Regions from separate parts of the Homo sapiens genome. Here region 2 is linked to region 1. Evidence: chromatin loops called from intact Hi-C (ENCODE). Cell type or tissue: ovary. All regions are shown on one strand. Links, peaks and the distances in the headings refer to the core of each region. The heading gives the core; the rest is flanking DNA. Region 1 overlaps LINC00924 (long intergenic non-protein coding RNA 924). Region 2 has its middle 3.0 kb from the start of LETR1.

What was found. Peaks named below come from ENCODE experiments on the same cell type or tissue, not always from the same donor. Only the 100,000 strongest peaks of a DNase experiment are listed, where the experiment ranks them.
Region 2: it touches region 1 in a loop (2.8-fold over the local background); 7 of 110 quality-filtered maps call a loop at or near these places.

Annotation. Positions count from the first base shown.
Region 1 is chr15:95,466,075-95,471,465 of GRCh38, reverse strand. The region is part of intron 3 of LINC00924 (long intergenic non-protein coding RNA 924); the gene reads right to left. The region is part of intron 1 of LOC105370993 (a long non-coding RNA gene); the gene reads left to right. Among named protein-coding and RNA genes, the nearest start is that of LINC00924, 36 kb to the right of the region's middle. In ovary, for the core only: no CTCF peak of the experiment used is centred there; a DNase peak (open chromatin) is centred at 2,455; H3K4me3 peaks cover 716 bases; H3K27ac peaks cover 3,165 bases.
Region 2 is chr15:95,327,362-95,332,752 of GRCh38, reverse strand. No RefSeq gene overlaps it. Among named protein-coding and RNA genes, the nearest start is that of LETR1, 3.0 kb to the right of the region's middle. In ovary, for the core only: a CTCF peak has its summit at 3,991; DNase peaks (open chromatin) are centred at 3,102 and 4,882; H3K4me3 peaks cover 2,931 bases; H3K27ac peaks cover 3,927 bases.

The sequences.
Region 1 (5,391 bases), core at 213-5,212:
CCAGGCCATGGAGGGAATGAACTTTTACCTGGACCTCACAAGAGGAAAACAAATGGTCCAGCTCCTCAGAATCTGATAGCTCCACCAAAATAAATTCAGTCTTTGCTTCTTTCAAAACACTGACATACTGATCCTTAAAGCTACATATGTTTAAGAACAACCAAGGGGAGAAAAAAAATTCCCCCTTGTAACATTTGTCTTCTGAACTTTGAGCTGATTATTTTTCTTCCACATGGCCTGAGGTCTTAGAAAGGACACCCTTTTGGTAAGATGGAACATGACATCGGGAAGTCCCAGCTACTGGTGACACAGACAGGAAAAAGGATTATGTAGAGAAAACAATTTCAGCCAAAGAGAAGTATCACTGGGTCAGATAGAGAGAAGGGAAGTAAAATAAAAATGTATTCTCATTAAAAGTTGGCCCTGTCTGCAGAAATTCAAAGTTGACCAGATAGAATGTTCTCTCATTATGCTTCTGTGTTGTTCAGACCTCTAAATGTATTGTAACCCTGGAAGATGGAATAAAATTAAGTCCAAAATAAGAGTAAGAAAGAAAGTTAGGTCTAAACAAGAAAAAAAATTAGTAGACTTTAAAAATATTAGAGGTAAAACTTGGTGGGTAGAAAATATGACCATGTATCCCAAAAAAGATAGCTAAATAAAAAATGCCAGGGACACAATTTAGGGAACTCACTCATGCCATTCTTATCAGTGTTACACGTATCTTGGGAGTGTCTCTCTGGCATACTCCCAGGCACAAGTTCTATCTAAAAACAGAACGACTCTTGCAGTGTTCACTTTGTGAAGGTTTTCTCAACTGTTCTCTTAACAAAAATTAGCACATATTTGTTTTTAGTTCATACTGAGATTTGTAGGACGAGGACCTCAGACCCACAGTTCCTGAGCAATTATTCTGTAATTTTTCTTGTCACTTTATAATTTAATTCCTAAAGTATTAGAAATAAATTCAATCTTACAGTAATCTCTATTTCCTTTTTTTTCTTTTAAAAGTAAGTCATTAGCTTTTTTTCTTAATAAGTGTAATGAAGGGGGTATAGAAACACCATTTTTCAGAGACCATCCTTTGGAAACTTAATTTCGAAGCTCATTTGTCAAGAAGACATGGCTGGTGACAAGTTCCTGGGTGGCACAAACTGCATGATCTAGAACTTGTCGTTTAACATGTCCGAATCTTGATTTGCACAAATGTAAAAAGGAATATGGAAATAAGTCTATGTCAATCCAGGGCTGAAGATTCAATAATTATATGTATAAAAGTGTCTGACAATAGCTGGCTGATTGGGTTGAATCCTAGCTCTGTTGCTTTTTAACTATGTGACCTTGGGTAAATTGCTCAACCATGTTGTACTTTAATTTCCTTATTTTGAGAGTAGGAATTAACAGTATTTACCTTATAGTGTTTTGTTGGGGTTTAAATGAGTTAAAAGAGCTAAATTGCTTAGAAGATATTTAAGAAGTACTGTATAACTGTTTGCCGTTATTGTTATCCTTGTTGTCACTATTAGAGTCTCAGTGAAAGATACTCTTTCTTTTTTTTTTTTTTTTTTTTTTGGCGGTGAACTCAAGAACACTGGAAAACAACAATACCACTGGTTTCTTAGATTTTTGCAAGGATCACAGCTGAAAAAACATCAAAGAAATGAAGGATTCCGGAAGCTCTGGTAAAAACACAAAGGATTCTTCCAGGCTTCTTTTCTCTTGTGAGTTAGGACAGTGCCATTTTGACGGAGTGTGGGAGCCGTTGTCAGCTGTCCTGGGAGGGTTAACTCACACCTAGGCGGGAGCCTAATGCCATTAAGTCAGGGAGAGTAATGAAATTTCATTTAATTTGTCAGGAAGAAAGTGCTAATGTTAAAAGGCATTTAATAAAAAAAGGGAGCGATTGTTTGAAAGGGAGTCCTTAAGTAATTACTTCAAGCGTCTTATGCCTACTCACCAGAATATTTACATTAGTGTCTTACAGTGCCAGTGTGTAATCAAATTAGTGCAGCATTGACAGTCCCTGTTTTTTTTTTCTTTTAAGGAAGTGTGATTTTATTAATAATCTTCCTTTTAAAAAGAGAGAAAAAATAACTTGATGTAATCAAATCAAACGTTAGCATATTTTTGTTTTTGAAAATTTCTTACTAAGAGAATCGCTGGGTTAATGTTGCAGGTGAGTGCACGTGTTGGTAAGAAGCGCTGACTCCAGGGCAGAGTGGCCGTGCTCCTTCCTCATCCCCACTTACAAAAATGCCACCTTTTATCTACTCAGACCTGACATGGAGATTCAGGTCAGCAGCCAGACCGTCAGCATATTGCAGTGGATACCCCTGCCTAGTCCGGGTTCTCTTTTCAACTTGTCTGCGAGGCAAGGAGGGATACAGATGTGGGAGTGAGGGGAAGTCCGCAGGAACCCGGGTGAGGCAGGCTCATCCCTCATCACTCTGTGCGCACGGAGCAGCTCAGGCTCTCGCCGGCAACAGCAAGAGGAGTTAACTAATGTGCTGGGAGTGGGGGACGGCCCATGGGACCACGACTGAATGCATTTGTACTTTTACAGTCAGGTCACACTGAGGAAAATGATTCTTAAACATTTCTTTGGAAGTAACTGCTGCTGTTTTCCAGATTAATTTATGAACATCGGAATGAATGAGTCTGCGCACTGATATCATGCAAATGTTTTCCTTTTATCAGGTCTGTCTTCTAAGGGATATGGGCAAGAGCATAGGCTGCTGATTGGAGACACAATGAATAAGATATAGAAAAGGAAGTATAGACTTACCTCATACAGGGGATTTGAATATTAAGAGAGGTCAGGTTATCCAAAAAGTGTGTAAACTATAAAGTGTTACTAATTCTAGCTACTATTATAACTATGGCTGGAGAGATCTTACTAAATTTCAAAACTGATTGTATCACTCTCCTTCTTATTATCATTCAGTGGTTTTCCATAGCTTCAGTGAATGCGTGAACTTTGCAGTAAACCATGCATCGCCTCTGCTGATTTCCAGAAGTCACATCCTTCAAGAATCTACTGTTTTTCAAAATATCAGGTCTTCAGAATAGAAGAATTCTCTTATCTCTAGACCTTTGCATGTGTTTTTCCCTCTGTCTAGAGCTGAGTTGCCCAGTGCTTTAGCCACTAGGCTCGTGTGGCTATTTAAATTTAAATTTGAAAAAAAAATTAAAATGAACGAACATAATTTAGTTCCTCTCATGCATTAGGTACGTTTCAAGCCCTCCATAGCTGTATGTGGCTGTGGCCACCATATCGGGAAGTGCAGCTGTAGGCCATTCATTTATAGCAGGGGGTTTCATTAAACACCTCAGGTTTATAGCCACCTTTTCTACCTTCTGACTTCATCTTTAATTTTTCAGCTTAGCTATCACTTCCACAAGGAAGTCTTTTCTACCTCCATCTCATTCCTTCAATGAGAGTTGGGATGTCATTTTTTAATATCCCACCCTATAAAAATTGCCTATATGTTTATCTGAATTTTCTGATCTAAGATGAGGCCGATTTTCTGATCAGCTCATGAGGTCAGGGTCTTGTCTTCTGAATTGATCAGCATTATATTGTGCACTTGGAAAGCAAATAATAGTGAAACCATAATGGAGTGTTTATTAGGTGCTATTGTAAGCACTTTATATGTATGATCTTACTTAATACATAAGTAGGTACTATTTATCTCCTTTAGTACATAACTGGCTGCTATTGTTATCGCAATATTGCAAACAAAGAATCTGAAGCACAGAGAGGTTAAACCACTTACAGACACCCAGAGGGAGAGGGAAGGGTGGGGCTAGGCAGCTGGGGCCAACTTAGGCTCTGAACCTCCATGTCTTTGGCGTTCAAACAACTTTTGTTGAACAAATGTAGGCGTACGTATGAATAGGCAATAAAGCAGACAGTAGTCACTCTTTCCTAACATCACTGTTTTATTAATTGTACTGATTTTCCCACCAGTCTGACTGTAAAAAGTATCGTTTTCTTTTAATAAGTGTTTTACGCTTTCTCCTTCAGTCCTCAACTGTAGGGTGAATAAAGAAGGCGTATTATACTGCCTCTACAAGTAAGAAACCTGATGTGTAGAGAGGGTAAGCAAGATAAAAGGCTAGTGGGCTGATACTATAAAGTCAAAGTAAGACACAGGCTTGGCAACTATTCAAGTGACATGATGCATATGGGCAATGAATCCAAGTCATCAACTTTGATTTTCTTTGGCATTAATGTCTTAGTTTTCTCACTGCTCAAGTCGTATTAATTAGCAATATCATTTCTTTCTTCATAACTGCGTGTGTTGCTAATGTTATTTGTTAGAACGAAATAGCTAGACATTGTTTTCAACAAATTAAGATGTCTATAAATAGGTCCCCAATCAGACATTAAGCCTCATGACTATTGTATCAGTACAGCTATTAATAAATCAATAATGTGGTTTTTGCCTATAGACTATTTTTAGTGTTTCAGATTGAATGTTGATCCCAAAAAAAGAGACTTTTTTAAGGCAAATTCATTTAATACAAAATTTTGGTTTAAGTGAGATTCTCATTACAGCTGAAGCTTAAGACTGTATCTTTCTGCAGGGTCCAAATACATTAGTAAATATGAAAATGGAGGGTTAATTGAATCTCTGTGGGACTATATTCCATTTTCTTGGAAAATCAAAGCATCAGCATGGATGAGTTGGTGTTCTGGATTTTGTATACTCAAAGTAATAGCTACCTAATGCTTTGAGGACTTAACATCGAGCAAGTGATAGTCTATGAACTTTACCTATACTGACCCCTGTATTCTTGGCAAGAAATCTATAAGGTTATTGTCTTTTTTATGCAGATGAGAAAGCTGAGGCATAGTGCTATAATAATTTCCCCAAATCATACTGCCAGGGAGTGACAGACTGTGATTTGAACTTATGTAATCTAATTTCAGAGCCCATTTTCTTAACCACTATTCTCTATTGCCTCCTGATCAACAGGTCCAAACACACATGCAAAATTTATACAGGGTTTTAGAATAGTTTTTCTTAAAAAGTGAGAATTATAAAGAACTTTCTGTGTTTTATTGGAGGGCGCCATCCTAAAGGAAAGTTCCCTTTGGATTGTCAATGCAGTTTTAAAAAGCGAAAAACTGCTAAATAGAAAACTACAAGAAGGGATTCCTGGTATAATTGAGCTCTTCAATATGTTTGAGGAATTTAGTTAGTTAGATAAAGAAGACTATTAAGGAACAACTATTTTATAATCTATCTTTTACTTTTATTTTCTTACTTTTCAATATAATAGCACTTTTGTCCAATGGTAGCAAAAAGCTTTCAGTTGGTTTTTAGATAATTTTTCTAAGTCGGTGACACTTAATAGTGCATATTGGCCAGATGCGGTGGCTCA
Region 2 (5,391 bases), core at 142-5,141, 140 kb after region 1:
CAAATCAACTGTTAACACCACAACTGAAATTTAGCAAAATAAGTCAATAAATAACTGTTTACTCCCTAGCACAGCCCTCAGGAAGATTTATTAGTGATAATACACACTGAATACTAATTTAACAAAAATTGCAATATAACTGTCTTCAGAAAATAAGAACGTGGGTATAAATGGGGCTGTGAATAGTATAGAGAGACAAGTCTTCATCTTTAGTAGAAAGTCAAGAGATGATTTCTAAAACTAAAATAATGCTAAGAAGAAGAATGGGAGGAAGACCAGCAGGTTCCATATCGATAGGGAAGTGAATTCTGAAAGAATACAATAGAAATGTTGGAAGTAGTTGCCTTTGGGAAAAAGAAAATGGGGCTGGGGACGGTGGCTTCCCAGCACTTTGGAAAGCTGAGGCAGGCAGATCACTTGAAATTAGGAGTTCGAGACCAGCCTGGCCAACATTGGGAAACCCCATCTCTATTAAAAATACAAAAAATTAGCTGGGCATGGTGGTGTGCGCCTGTAATCCCAGCTAGTCAGGAGGCTGACGTGGGAGAATCGCTTGAACCCAGGAGGCGGAGGTGGCAGTGAGCCAAGATTGCACCATTGCACTCTGGCCTGGATGACAGAGCAAGACTCTGTCAAAAAAAAAAAAAAAAGGAAAAGGGAAATGGGTGAGTGAAAGAATATGTTTTGCTATATTTTGGAGCTAAATGTTAGAAACTATAATTGATATAATTATGCCACATATAATCCGCAACATATGTAAAGGTACTTTATTTAGGAGACCGAGATAGAAAATCCAGTTTAATCTGCAGTCATCAAAGTTCAAACTGTTCACGATTTGTAATAAGCAATGCTCTTATTCTATCACAAACAAAACACATGTTCTCTACTAAATAATATATAACTTCCCTTCTCAATTGTAGAAAATAGACATCTAACACCATACACAGTTTTATTCTTTTTTTTTCCTATTTTAAAAATTATTTTATTTATTTATTTTTTCTTTTATTATTATACTTTAAGTTTTAGGGTACATGTGCACATTGTGCAGGTTAGTTACATATGTATACATGTGCCACGCTGGTGCGCTGCACCCACTAACTCGTCATCTAGCATTAGGTATATCTCCCAACGCTATCCCTCCCCCCTCCCCCCACCCCACAACAGTCCCCAGAGTGTGATGTTCCCCTTTTATGTGCATTTCAGCAATTATTTAGCCATGACAACGGGAGAGAATGTAGGAGCCAGGTTCTCCAAACTTTGTTTTACTAGCACAATGGGGTCATAAGTTTATGAATGAAGTTTATAAAAATAAACATTTTGTGGTTTTGGATATAAGAAACCATAACACAAGAATTACTTTAATTAAAATCACTTAATATTGTACAACCCAGCATTGTGTTATATTTCAACAAAATGGTGTACAACGATAAACATTCACTTGCATCCATTAATGCATTTAATTCAATAAGTAGATTTTGGGAACTCATCAGATGCTCAGCTTGTGAGCATTCAGAGATGAGCGACGTCATCAAGGTGTCTGTCAAGTCTGCTTATCTAGTAAGTATGAGATCCTAGAATTCTTAGAATTTAAAAAAATGTTTCATCTACATTTTTATTTCATTGGCCAAAAAGTGTCTTCAAATTAAGGTCACTAGACCAATCTCATTGATCAAAGGTGAAACACCTCCTTTAATTTGGGTGCAGTTGATTAAAGAGAGAATAGGAAGAAAATAGGTAGCTCTATATTCATGAAAAGACTGTTTTCCAAAGTATTCTTACTACAACCTACTTGAAGCCTAGCATTCATTTTCCTCTGGAAATAATACTTACATGGGAACAGCTATCACTTTAAGAAGAGTGTGTTTGGTGTTCTAGGGCACCTATGGCTTATTTATTTTCTATTGGCAATACTCATATAAGTGTGTTTGCACATGCAAATGTACCCCAATCATGTTGTGTCTGGGAAAAAATAACAGTATAGTCAACTGAAATAGTTATTAGTGTTTCTTTTCTTTACTTCTCTTTAAAGGCACACAGTCAGAGTACTAAGAATACAGACATGTGCCTAGAAGTTTCACAGTAGCTTACATTTCAGCATGAAATTCGGTATCGGATGGTATATTATTTTCTCCTTCCCATCAACATTTTTGCATGAACTGCATTATGCATAGCCTAGGATTTGGGGAAGGAGGTGTATAGATTAAATCCCATGGCCACGAACATTTTGCTTCAAAGTAAAATGCAAAAAAAAAAACACAAAACTTGTGACCTGAAGTCACTTCAAAGTGAGTCTATGAAAATAAAGATGTTTGAGAGAATTACCTTTTTAAAAAACATTATTTTGAAACAAATACACCATTTTGAAATAGGCTAATGTGCACGAGCTCTTTCTTGGCCATATTATTTTAAATGTATGACTTTTTCATTTCAAAGGAAAGAAGCTCTTTTGCAAATGCCCTTTTCTAAAATGTAGAAGAACAATTTCCGTTGCAAAGTAGGTTGTGCAGAGCCTCTGCGATCTTACCTAAATTATTAATTTGGTTAATCAGTGCATTCCCTTCCCAGATATTCTAAAGGGAGACTAGTCCCACTCCCTGTCCAAGATTTTACACAATATTAATTAGCAAATTTTTATTTAAAAAATGAAAACAGTAGTAAACCCAGTCAATGCCCAGTTGTCTTATACAATATATATGATGCAAAAATTGGTATATTTCATTATAGTTTTCACAAAGGAATTTGGTCTATATTTCTCCTACACATACAATCTACATTTTATAACCGAACAAACCTCCTTTCCAAACCCACTACAAATAATTTCTTAAGATGTATAATTAGGACACCTGTCTCAAATCCTTTGATAGGTTTTTAGTTCATTTCTTGGGAGAAGTGTTCTGGTTGTTTCTTTTTTAATCAAAGCTACTTTGCTAAATTGCTTTCCAAGCAGACCTCAGAATATTTGCAGTCAAAGTCTGGCCCTGGCCTTGTCGCAATTTGAATATTAACAGTCATAGTTTTACAGCCCTTCCATTTTGAGTAATGCACTGCAACTTCCACAATTCAGCCGTCATTTTTTCCCTTCCTCACCCGGCCCTGGCCCTCAGAATGTTTGCGTGGTGTCACCGTGAATGTGCTTGGAGCAGAGTTATATGGCATCATTTGGAGAAACATTGCGTTAATAACCAGAGTTCAAGGGCAAAGGATATAAACGGAGCAAATTACAAGTCTGAACAGATATATAGCTTTTGCTAAAAGGGACATGGGCTGCTACTTTATTTACTGGGCACTGGTGCACTTGTGGAAGGTGCCGGAACGCAAAAAGGCATTTTTGAAGGACCACATCACAGCCTAAGAGAACAGCATACATCTTCAGACTAGGAAGAAAGCTAGTGCAAGGATCAACGATTCTATGTCTTAATGAGAGAATACGATTTGCTATCAGGTACCTTAAGTTTCTGGGGTAATTTCACAGAGGATAATATCATTTTATGTGCCACCATGGAAGGAAAGCAGAGGTTTGTTGGAAACCTGAATTCTATCAGTCATTTCAAACTGCACCTTTGCTCAATTTGTGAAGAATTTTTTTGCTGTAACCATTTTAACCAGGGTTATCAACCTAGTTCAAAATTAACACTATGAAAGAGTGATTTGTAAAAATGCTATATTTTATTTTTATATACCAACTTCAGAGCTATTTCAATGATTGAACAGAAACCAAAATCCAAAAGAGAGGAAAGAAATTTTTAAAGAAACAAAAGGACTTCATTAATAACTAAAGAAAATGAATATCAAAAAATAATTCCCACCTGCTACATTACCAAATACTTTTCCAAATAGTCTCAATAACATGGAGCATACTTTTTTTTAAAATGTGATACATTTCACAATGTAGACATATATCAAAACGTCACATTGTGTACCTTGAATATATACAATTTTTATTTGTCAATTTTTCTTCAACAAAGCTGAAAAAAATGTAATACAAGATTTTCCTGCTGGCAGGATGGGGCGGTACAATACTTTTTTTTGTAAGTTAGCTTGAAAATGATTGTAAAAAAACTACGAAAATGTTCCTAATGTATGGCCCATTTATTCCACTTCAATAAATTTCTTTGAAATTAATAATTTAAAACATGGAAATGTTGCCTCAAGATGTTCCTTACTGTGTTATTTACTCTAGTGAAATCCAAAAGCAACCTAAATATCCAACATCAGGAAAATAGTTGAGCAAACCATATATACAATTAATGAAAGATTATGCAGTTATTAAAATTGGTTAATATGGATATTCTCTAATAATATTAAAAAGTCCCTTCGACATAATGCTGTGTGAATCACTACATAATCCCACAATTCAAATGTACTCTTTTATAAGTATGTAAGCATACATATAAACAATTCTAGTAAGAAGCATGCATACATTTAATTTACATGGGCATTTTTTTGGTATATGCTGTCCCTGTTAGCCTGATGGGATTATTATGTTTCCTTTTCCCATTTCTTTTTTCTAAAGTTACTGTTCTGTTCATATGGTATTTGAAAGAGAAACACTTGTACTTAAGCTCTCTCTTTCCACCCACTCGCTTTTCAATCAGTTATATAAAATATACCTTGGTGATATGTTTCCATCTCATTTATTACTATTTTAAACATGGCTTTCACTTTCTTCGTGGTGGTAGTGGACATGGCAGAGGAAGATGGTGTAATTCAAAAGCACAATTAAGCAGAAAATCATTTTCCTCCTAGAAAAAAAAATCTGGTTTTTTCTAAACTATTTTACTCTCAGAAGTAAATGAATCAGCACCTGCAGGACTGACTGCCTCCTCGACAGGAGATGCTTTACCTTCAGCGTGGCGGTTTGCGCAGGAGGAATGCTTGCAGTGAATGGACCTGTCTGTCTTTCAGTCGCCAAAGAAGAGCCCGGATGACACAATAGCTCTCTATCAGCCCCATTTCTATGGTGGTTCACGACTTATTCTCTCCTGCTAACCGTCTGCCTGCTTCGACCCTCACTCTCAACCTAACCAGTGTTAAAAAGGACACTTCTTAAATAGAATTGCCTAAAACAATGCACCGTCATCCTTTTGCAAGGGCAAACAAAACATATTCAAATTGCTCATGACTTTTAAACAAGTAAAAGCTAGATAAATTATGAAAATGTTGCATATCCTAATGTGCTATATATATATATATAGATATATATATATATATCGGGCACATCCTTCTATTTTTTTCTTTTTCGAAAAAAAAGTTTACTAGCGTTTACTAGCCAATTATCTTATATTTTTAGCCTGTGTAGAATATCTAAAGTGTATTGTCCACGCCCCTCCTTTTTAACCCATTTTCAATGGGTTTAATATTGCCCGAGATAAGGGGATGCAACTGTTCAGG